Linked DNA regions of Mus musculus: region 2 is linked to region 1. A link is a loop called in an ENCODE intact Hi-C map of the cell type or tissue named here. Cell type or tissue: left cerebral cortex. All regions are shown on one strand.

The links. Peaks named below come from ENCODE experiments on the same cell type or tissue, not always from the same donor. Only the 100,000 strongest peaks of a DNase experiment are listed, where the experiment ranks them.
Region 2: it touches region 1 in a loop (2.5-fold over the local background); 2 of 42 quality-filtered maps call a loop at or near these places.

What each region holds. Positions count from the first base shown.
Region 1 is chr5:118,735,368-118,740,367 of GRCm38, forward strand. Med13l (mediator complex subunit 13-like) reads left to right here. Exons shown (of 31, transcript NM_172424.4): 15 at 2,948-3,168; 16 at 3,428-3,633. Among named protein-coding and RNA genes, the nearest start is that of Gm42015, 110 kb to the right of the region's middle. In left cerebral cortex, a CTCF peak has its summit at 2,287 (motif pointing left); DNase peaks (open chromatin) are centred at 616, 2,308 and 2,536.
Region 2 is chr5:118,557,465-118,562,464 of GRCm38, forward strand. Med13l (mediator complex subunit 13-like) reads left to right here and starts at 3,255. Exons shown (of 31, transcript NM_172424.4): 1 at 3,255-3,393. The coding sequence starts at 3,322. In left cerebral cortex, CTCF peaks have their summits at 2,663 and 3,488; DNase peaks (open chromatin) are centred at 2,423, 2,701, 3,359, 3,731 and 1 more place; H3K4me3 peaks cover 2,775 bases; H3K27ac peaks cover 1,759 bases.

The sequences.
Region 1 (5,000 bases):
CTTGTACATCTACTTAGGACACCCCATGGAAGGAGTTTTGTTAATGAATGCATCACATGTCATTTCTAATGTAGCCAAGGACAAGAAGTCATAGAGCACTTCCGGGGCGCTCTAGAGTTGTGTGTGTTGTGTGTACAGCTTGTGTCAGTTTGTTCCAGTTCTGTTGTGTTCTGAATTCCCAGTAGCCACTTGTAGCTAGTGCATACAGGTAAAAGGAAAAGATTCCATATTACTAATTTGTGTATGTAACAATGAAGGATCAATACAGTGAGCAGACCATTTGCCTATGAATTTCTTTAAAATTATATCTTTTCTTTTTCTAAGAATGAATCTTAAGGGAAAACAAAACAAAACAAAATGTTAGTTGGACCATTCGGAGTGTTTAATTCTGTGCTTGGGCTTCTGCTCTATCCTCTGAGGCAGGAGGATCCTGAGAAAGAAGCCAGTGGTTTGAGGTGGGCGGAGAGCGGGAAAAGGCCGAGAGGAAGGAGTAGCAGGGCTCAGCCCTTGAGTCCTGCATGGAGTTGCCCATGTCCTTTTCTAGGAGCAGCAAAGTGCTGGCCAGGCTCCATGGCTGCCTGGCATCTGAATCCAGACTCGCTGTTTTCTCCCCGTGCACAGTTGCCCGGGCCTGCTCTTAGAGCGTGTGTCTGAGCACTGTTCTCATGGCATTGCACTCCTAGTTGAGAGGTGGGCACCATGTGCTGCCAGGTGCTCACCTGAGCCCTGCCTTCTCTGTAAGTGTGCAGGGTGAGGCTATTTACTACAGTGTGGGTGGCGTTGACAGTAGGCCTCCCTTAGCAGTATTTGATGGTAAGAATGTGGAGAGCACTTTAAAGTGAGCCTGTGGCAACGGAAATTCTATCTTGTCTTTGTGGAAGTGAGCAGGGTGCCGGAGGCTTTGAAAACACGAGGCTGTAACTTTTTATAGCATTAGTGAGACAAGTGGCCTCAGCAGAAATAAACTTACCATGATTCTTACAGGAAATTTAAAACAAAGCTATTTATTTATGTGTCTTAACTTTTAATATGATTTTATTTTTATTATTTTTAATTGTGTGAGTGTATGAGAGAGAGAGAGAGAGAGAATGGATGTGGGTGTGTGGGTGTGTCTGTGTACTTGCTCACAGTACAGGTACCCTTGGAAGCCTTGGATCCCTTGAAGTTGGAGTACAGACAGTTGTGAGCTGCCATACATGTGGGTGCTGGAAACTGAACCTGGGTCCTCCACAAGAGCAGCCAGTGCTCTTAACTGCTGAGGCATCTCTCCAGCTTTTGTAATTTTTTTGTTGTTTGGAAAGGTCTCACTGTGTAGCCCTGACTGCCCTGGAACTTGCTGTGTAGATTAGAATGGCCTTGAACTCAGAGATCTGCCAACTTCTGCCTCCTGAGACTGCAGAGTTGCTGGGATTAAAGGCTTTGCCACCATTAAGTTAGTCCATTCTGGAAACACACACGTCGTTTCACTGTTCCCTGTTGAATTTTTCTTTCCAGCCCTTCCTGTCCACTCTGCCCTCATCTCCCCAGATAGAGACTCCTTCTCTAAAGCCTTGATTTGGTTTGCCATAGTTTGAAGCACACTGTTCTGACTCTCAGAATTCTGCTTTAATTCCATGTTAACAGAGTAGAGCTGCTGCTCTTGAGCTTGGGGAAATGTTAGAGGTATAGTGCACATTTCTCCAGTCAGCCTGTACCCTACAGTAATCTTACCCTGTGTTTGAAATAAAATACATTGATTTGATTGGAGACCTTTCTCTTGCTTTAGAGTCAATAATTTGTGTATAGAGTTTCCAATAGTTACCTTGCCTGGCCTTCTTAGTTGCAGGCATTTTCAAGTTGTAAATCCTACTACTAGCCAGCAATCAGAGGCAAAGGCTCTGAAAGGTCGCTCACCCCTGCCTGTGACCCCCGTTCCAGGTGTCCATTTGCTCCCTCCCTGTAGTGAGCTCTTGGAAGCTTTCTTGTCCTGGTGGAAAGCAAGCAAGCCTGTTATATATCTAAGGGAGACTTGCTGCTAGTTGGTGGATGAGGCACTGAGGAAGGATCTTTCCCAGCCACAGCTGAGCTCTGCCTGGAGGATGTGGACCCTGGAGAGTATGCAGCCAGAGGCAGCAGCCAGGTCACAATCTGCATAATCAAGTTCATTGTTTCATATTAATTCCTGCTTAAGGGCTAGGTGCTTAGTTAAATGTTGGGGCTTTAAGAAAGGCATTAGCTATGGAAATGGGGAGGACATCAAAAGTAATAATAACAATCATAAACTCCTAGTTCCAAACACAGGGCACCACCTAGTGGCCATGCTCTGTAACCTCCACTTGCATTGTATTAGGCACAGCCTGCTTTGAGACTCAGCCTCTCACCAGTTCATGAACTGTTTGTTATTGGATATACCGACTCTGTGAGGACAGGGTTCTCTAAGCCCTCCTCCTTCCTTGCTGGGAACAGAAGGCAGGAATGTGCACCAACTTGCTAGACTCTGACTGTAAACTGTTTTCTGGCCACTGTGTACCCTGTCCTGTTGACAGCACCTGTAGAGTCTAGAGAGACAGCATGAAGTCATTCCCCAGACAGCAGGACTATGACTCAGTCACACCAACCCCAGCCTTGCTCTAAATCAATTCTGTTTTCTCTACTCTTTCATAAACATTTGCAGATGAAGATAGACTTTGATAATATATAATGTAGTTGGATTGCTTTCACTTTCTTCTTGACTCTTTCTGGATCAGTTACTGGAAGAAAGTGACATGCTCTGCAGACTCTGCTCACTGCATTAGCATTACACCATGCCATACAGCCCTTGAGAGGGGGAGGCTCGGGAGTGTGGCCGCCTGAGGGTGACCTGTGTCTTGACATTCTGTTAGCCTTGTGTGGACACTGCTGTGCCTGGCTGCTTGTCTCAGCTTTGAGGAATCTTGCTGTTAAGATGCACTTTTAATTTTGTTTTTAGCAGTTGCAGACTTGCAAAGGATGTTCCCCACCCCTCCGTCATTGGAACAGCACCCTGCATTTTCTCCTGTGATGAACTATAAAGATGGAGTAAGTTCAGAGACAGTGACTGCACTGGGCATGATGGAGAGTCCCGTGGTCAGCATGGTCCCCACACACCTCACGGAGTTTAGGATGGAAGTGGAAGATGGCTTAGGAAGCCCCAAGCCAGAGGAGATAAAGGTAATAACCAGTTTGGGCTTCCCCAGGGCTGGGGTGCTTTTCAGTGGGCCACACACACGAGTGCATAAGGACCATTGAAACTGGAGCTTGTCAGTAGAAGTCACTCCATCAACAGCTTTGGCATCAGATTTTTCTTTTTACTTATTAGAGAGAACTATTGAATTACAGTCGGTTCTGTGCCTGGGTTTTATGAAGCACCGAGCCACCGTGGCTGGCTCTAGTTTGCCAGCATTAAGCCAACCCCATTTCATTGTCACAGGACTTTTCCTATGTGCACAAAGTGCCGCAGTTCCAGCCTTTCGTGGGATCCTCCATGTTTGCTCCACTGAAGACGCTGCCGAGCCATTGCCTGCTGCCTCTGAAGACACCTGACGCCTGTCTGTTCCGGCCCTCATGGGCGGTCCCTCCTAAGATGGAACAGCTGCCCATGCCCCCTGCAGCCTCTTCTATTAGAGACGGCTACAAGTATGTGTGGGACTCTACCTACCCCTTACCATATGTGATAGCACCTCACTGTTTTCTCAGACTCGTCCCGGGGCCACAGTGGCTCAGTCTCTGAGACCACTTGCTCGCTTAGTTTCCTTTTGACCATGTTGTCTTGTGCGGGTCTGTGTGTTTATTTTTAAATGTTTCTTCTGTGTGTGTGTGTGTGTGTGTGTGTGTGTGTGTGTGTGTATGTATGTGTGTGTGTTTGTGCGCACTTGCATGTTTGTATACAAATTAAGATTAGAGAGCTGTGTGTGATTCTAAGCTGGTGTTTGCCATAGAATCTACACTTGATTGAAGTTGTTGATGTTTGTGGGTAGTGGGAGGAGCTTTGATTTGTAAGGTAATGGTTTCAGTGTGGGACTTTACAATTAGGTAAAGCAGTAACAGGTTGAGGTGTGGTTGGGGAAAGTAAAGGTAGACATGGCTGGTAACTTGGTTGTCTCGACCTGCCGGAGAAACAGTATTTATACCAGCAGTGCAGACTCCGCTTTCTTTGAAAGAAAGAACCTCTTATTCAGATAATTTGCGAATGCAAATGTGCATCTGAGCCACATGCATGTGTGGATGGATAAGCAAGCAAGTGCAGGTTGCAGGTGTTTTGCTCGGTTTCACTGCAGGGACTGTGGAGATGAGTGGGCTCCAGCACATGCCCCTTCTTAGGGACAGTTGTCAGGCAGGGAGATTGAATATGTATATTGTCTTATTTTAAAATGTTAACCACTAATTCAAAGATAAGCCTTAGGAACAAGTAAAACAAATTTCTGGTTCAGGACTCATTTTTGTCACATGTCTGTGACAGACGCCAGTGATTTACATAGTCAGTGTCAGAATGAGGAACTGGGTAGAAAAAAATGACAGGAGGACCCTGGATTTGGGAGCTAGCACCACCATGCCGTGTGACAGCTCTGCCTTATAAAATGGCTACTTGGGCTTGAAGGGTGCTGCACCTGGGTCTCCCACGCCTTACAGTGGGCTCCCTCTCCCCAGAGCTTTGGGAAAGCTCCAGCAGCCAGTGGCAGCAGACCACGGTGGGGAGGGGAGAGGACTGTGCCGCTGCCCTGCAAGTGGTTGGCCTGGCTGCTGCCAAGCTCCATTTGGGCTCTAGCTGTGCAGCCTCAGCCCCAGACTCTCTGGACAGGCTCTGGTAGTCGTCATGCTCTGAGCTGTCACTATACCCATCACTCACTCCTGCCCTGTGCCCTCTGCAGCAGAGGTTAGGCTGGCATTGCTACAGAGCCTGTGCTTACAGGAAGGTACCTTTTCCCCTACGGTCTGATGTGTCGTGGTCTGATGTCAGCGTTGACCCCTACCATGTGGCTAGTTTGTTGTTAGCTCTGCTTCAC
Region 2 (5,000 bases), 180 kb before region 1:
TAGAGGCGTCTGATGTTACATGTAGTGTCATGGTAACCTTCTAGGGCTATCTCAGTTAATCCACACGTTGGGTCGGTCTCATTGAGAACACATAGCACCGACTCATTATTTTTAATGGCTGCATGGAATTAAATTATTTTGTTAGCTATTCCCAGATGGCTGCACACATAGTTGATTCCAGTTTCTGCCCTACAGACAACACGGCAGCTCATACTAGTTACATTCCAAGCCTTTATACACCTGTATTTGTGTCTGAATTGCTCTAAAGAGGATTACCGGGCCAAAGAGTGTACCCATTGTAAATGTAATTGTTATTTTTTAAAAATTCTTTTAAATTTATGTGTGTGTTTTGCTCCCATATTCTCTCTCTCTCTCTCTCCCTCCCTCCCTATCTCAACATGCATGTATGCATGTGTGTGGTGTTTGTGGAAGGCAGAAGAGGTTGGGTCGCCTGGAACTGGAGTTTCAGAAGGTTATAGGTGCTGGGAACTGAACCAGGGTCCTCTGCAAGAGGAGCAAGTGCTCTCAACCACAGAGCATCTCTGCAGCCCCAGTGGAGAGTTCTTGCCTGGGCATCCAAAGCTCTGATGCTGCTTTATACTCATGTCCTTACGACCCAAGGGCTCTGCTTCCTTCTGCATGTGTAAAAGCTGACATTGGCAGTGTGATCTTAACTTCTGATTTCCTTCCAGTATACCTGAGTCTGTTTGAATTGCTTGTGTTAACTGAGTTTTGGTAGACTAAATGACATAAAGTACAGAAACTTATTTGTATAATTTTGGAAGCTGGGAAGACTAAGGCTGAGGTATTGACCCATTTTGGTCCAGTTACAGCCTCCTTCCTGGTAATGACCTCATATGGCAAAGGGGGATAGGGGTGGGGGGACTCAAGTTTTCCTATGTCTCTTCAGAGGGCACTTATTTCAAGACAAGGAATTCATCCACGTGCTAACTACCATGTCGAAAACCTGTCCCTTGTAGTGTTTCAACATGAATGGTAAGTGGGACACAAATATCTGGTCCTAGCAATATATAAAGTTGAGCATTTTTTAAAAAATAATTTTATTTATTTTATTAGAAATGCTAGCATTCCTAATCTGTAAACTGTTTTTCTTGTTTTTTAAAAGATTTATTATTATATATATATAAATAAGCACACGATAGCTGTCTTCAGACACACCAGAAGAGAGAAAGTCAGATCTCATTACGAGTGGTTGTGAGCCACCAAGTGGTTGCTGGGATTTGAACTCAGGACCTTGGGAAGAGCAGTCAGTGCTCTTAACTGCTGAGCCAAATCTCCAGCCCTGTAAACTGTTTCTTATTTGTTTGGTTTTGCTTCTGTGCAGCATCCCACCCCCCTTTTCCTTCCCCTTATGACTTGCTTAGACTGTGACCAGCTCATAGCCTTTTGCCTACGCGTGTGATGAGTATGCGTGGATTCTGGGTGTGATGGACCATCTGACTGCTCAGGTCTCAGTAATACCACATGTGTGCATAAAGTGTCGGGCAACTCCCCCTTGTAACCCTTCCCCCAATAGCATCTTAACGGAAATGTGTGACCTTGGCTTGAGGTCAGCAGGTCAGCAATTAGGATTTGCTTTGGACAGATTAGAAAATGAGGCATAGTTAAACTTTGCTGGGCAGGGTCACAGCTAGGTGTAGCAGAGCCAGCTCCTGGCATCCTCTCCAGAGCCTCCTGAATTCAGATAGTTCAGGAGTTGAGCCACTCAGTAACTGGGACCTTGGGGATGCTATTGCACCCCGATTCTGAGGACTCTGTGAAATGACCTATGTGTTCGGGCCACCTTCATTCCAGGGTTTAAGGTTTGTGGTAGTCTCAAAACTCCATTCATATGTCAGATTTGTGCCCGCTTTATTTTGCTTCCACCGCTCTTTCCAGCGTTTTACTCTTCCTTTGTTTCTTGGAGACAGTGTGTAGACCAGGCTGGCCTGGAACTCATAGAGATACGCCTGCCTAATTCTACCTCTTTCCAAGTCAACTTTCTCCCTTTCTCTATTTCCACGACGAAAAGTCCTGGAAGGCAGTCTCCGGCATCAGCACTTCTCCCAGTCCCATTACTCTCTGAAGAAGGGATGCTGGTTATTATTGACCGCTTGGAGCTGGAGGAAGGGCCTGCTCCCCTCCACATAGCCCAGTGTGAATGTGGCACCTAAGAGCGCTGGGATCATCTATGTAAGGAATGCCTGCGTGCACGCACAGAGTGGGCGCCAAGGGCTCCAGCAGCCGGGATGCTTTAGGAGCTCAGCGCTCGGGAGGCAGTGAGTCCCGAGCCCTGGCTTCCCGATGCCTGGGTTCGAATCCCGCGACCCCGGGCAAGCACCTCGCTCGCTGCCTTTGTGTCTCTTTGAGTCCTACTCCTCCGCCCGGTGCGCTGCGGCAGGCAGGCCGGCGGGCGGTCGCGCGCGAGGTTTCGAGGAGGAGACACTCCTCGGCTCGCTCGGCCAGGCCGGGCCGGCCCACGCCGCTCCTCGGGGACCCGAGATGCTCCCCCAGGGGGGCTCGGAGGCCGCTCCGGGGAAGCCGCGGCCCTCTTCGGCCCGCGCCCGACGCGCGCCCGCGCCCAGGGCGGGGCGTCCACGCAGCCCCGGCGTCCCACGGCCGCCCGCACCTCTTTCTCTTCCCTCCCTGGCTCCGTCACCCCGCTCCGAGAGGGCCGCGCTCGCTCGGCTCAGCAGCGCCTCCCGCGAGCCACCACCGCCGCCGCCGCCGCCGCCGCCGCGGCCCCTCCCCCGCCCCCCGCGCGGCCGGCGCCCGTCACGTGACGCGCCGCAGCCAATGGCGGGCCGAGCCGCGGTCGGCGGCCGCCATTGCTGTCAGAGCGAGCGAGCCCGGGGAGGGAGGAGAAGCGCGGCCGACTGGGGAGGAGGGGGGGGGTGGGGAGGAAGAGGAAGGAGGGGACGGCGCTCGGCTGCCGGGGTCGCCCGCTGGCTTCGTCCGCACCCCCCCCTTCGCGGGCTCGCGCAGCGGCGGCGGCGGCGGCGGCGGCTCGGGGCGGCTGCGGGGCTCGCGTGCCTCCCGCGCCGGCGCGGCCGAGGGCGAGTCGCCCGCCGGCTTGGAGATAAACAAGGCGGCCGACGAGGCGGCGAGGCGGAGGCGGAGGCGGCGGCCCTGCGCGACAGAGGCGGGCGGCGTTGCCGGCCCGCGCCCCCCGCCGCCGCCGTCGTCGCCGTCGTCGCCACCGCCGCCCTCGGGCCTCCCGCGCGGGCCTCGCGCCCCTGGTGCCCGGGAGCCGCCGCCGCCGCCGCCCGGCCCGGCCCGCTCCGACATGCCCCGCTCTGGCGGCCGGGCTCGCGGAGGACCATGACCGCCGCGGCGAACTGGGTAGCGAACGGGGCGAGCCTGGAGGATTGTCACTCCAACCTCTTCTCGCTGGTGAGTGGCGGGGCGGGGGGGAGCCCGGGTTGGGGGGCGCGACCTCCCCGCCGCGCAACTTTCTCCTCCCGGAGCCCTGGCGGCGTCGGCGAGCGCGGCGCCCGGCGTGGACGTGCGTGGGGAAGTCGGGGCGCTGCGGACGCCGGGGCGCGCTCGGAGCGCCCACCTCCGTGGCAATCACACCCCCTCCCCTCCCCTTCCCCCCTTATTTTCTTTTTTTTTCTTTTTTCTCCTCCTTCCCCGAAATGTGGAAGGCTTTTCTGCCTTGTGCAGCCGCCGGCGCGGGTGAGCTGCAGGCTCGTCCTCTCTCTCTCTCTCTCTCCCGATCGGATCGGCTGCTCTCCCACTCGCCGGCGTCTGCCTTCTGATTTTTTCTTTCTCTCTTCCTCTGTTTCTCCGTTTTTTTCCCTTTTTTTTCCTTTTAATATTTCCACAATGACACCTGCGATTTCGCCCGAAAACAGTTGATGGAAGGCGATGGTGTCAGGGAAAAGGACTCTGGCAGCCGGAGCTCGCTCGCGCCGTTGTAAACACGGACAGCCGCCCGCCTCTCGGGGTTTACTACGCCGGAGAGCGGGAGAGCCATTGCTCGGAGCCCACGGAAGGTGGAGGAAGCTGCTGCTCCTCGCTCTCCTCCGCTGCCTTTAAAAACTGTTTTCTCTGCTTTAACAAGGAACACACACACACACACACACACACACACACGAGCAACAAGCTGGGCGGTTTGATAACATCGCTTTTATCTGCCTTCGCCTCTCCTCTCTCCCGCTCTCGCCTCTGATAATTGACAACTTTTGCTTTGGAAGTGCATCGCCTGCCTTAATCTCGAACCATTTAGGGTGTCAATTGTTCTTCTGGAAGCCTGGCACCGGGCGACGGCGGCTCGATTCGTCGAAATTAAAAATGTATAGAGCTCCAGCAACTCTTTCCTGGCGGTGGCAGTGACATTTGGTGGTAAATGCCATCTTTGCTTTTTATTGGGTCGTATTACCTAGCTCTGAAAACATTCGCGTTGTTAAACCCGGCGCTTACGCTGATAATGGGAGTGCATGGTCTTTAAATACGCGCTTTGTGCCTGAGTTACTGTGTGTGTGTAGCTATGTGCCCGGGAGAGTACGAATTTGTTTAAATATTGAGCAAAGATTTGTAAACAGATGTAAGGCAATTATGTTTCAAGCGTAGAATATAATTGGAAAATTGGTTGAACGGCCTATTTAATTTAGCCTTAAAAACTCAACTTATTTTAGTTGTGTGCCCAATTTTGGTGGGGAGGGTGCTGGGGGGGAGGGTGCTGACTTTTGGAGAGCATGCATTTATTGCAAATTATTTTCTGGAACCCCTGCTGCAGATAGAAGCTTTATTTCCTTTTAGTCCTTGTTTACACTGGATAAATAATTTAGTGTTCAAATTGTAATTAGTTACATTTAATTATGGGTGGCATAGATGCTTTTTCTCCCCTTGGAGACTAGTGGAGAAAGAGGAATTGTTGCCAACTTTGGAAGTGTCATTCTGTTTTCATGCTGATGAAGAAATCAAGCATGATTTTGGCCTACAAAGACACAGGAGTGACACAGTCCCCCTGCTCCCACTCTTGTAAGCAGGCTGAT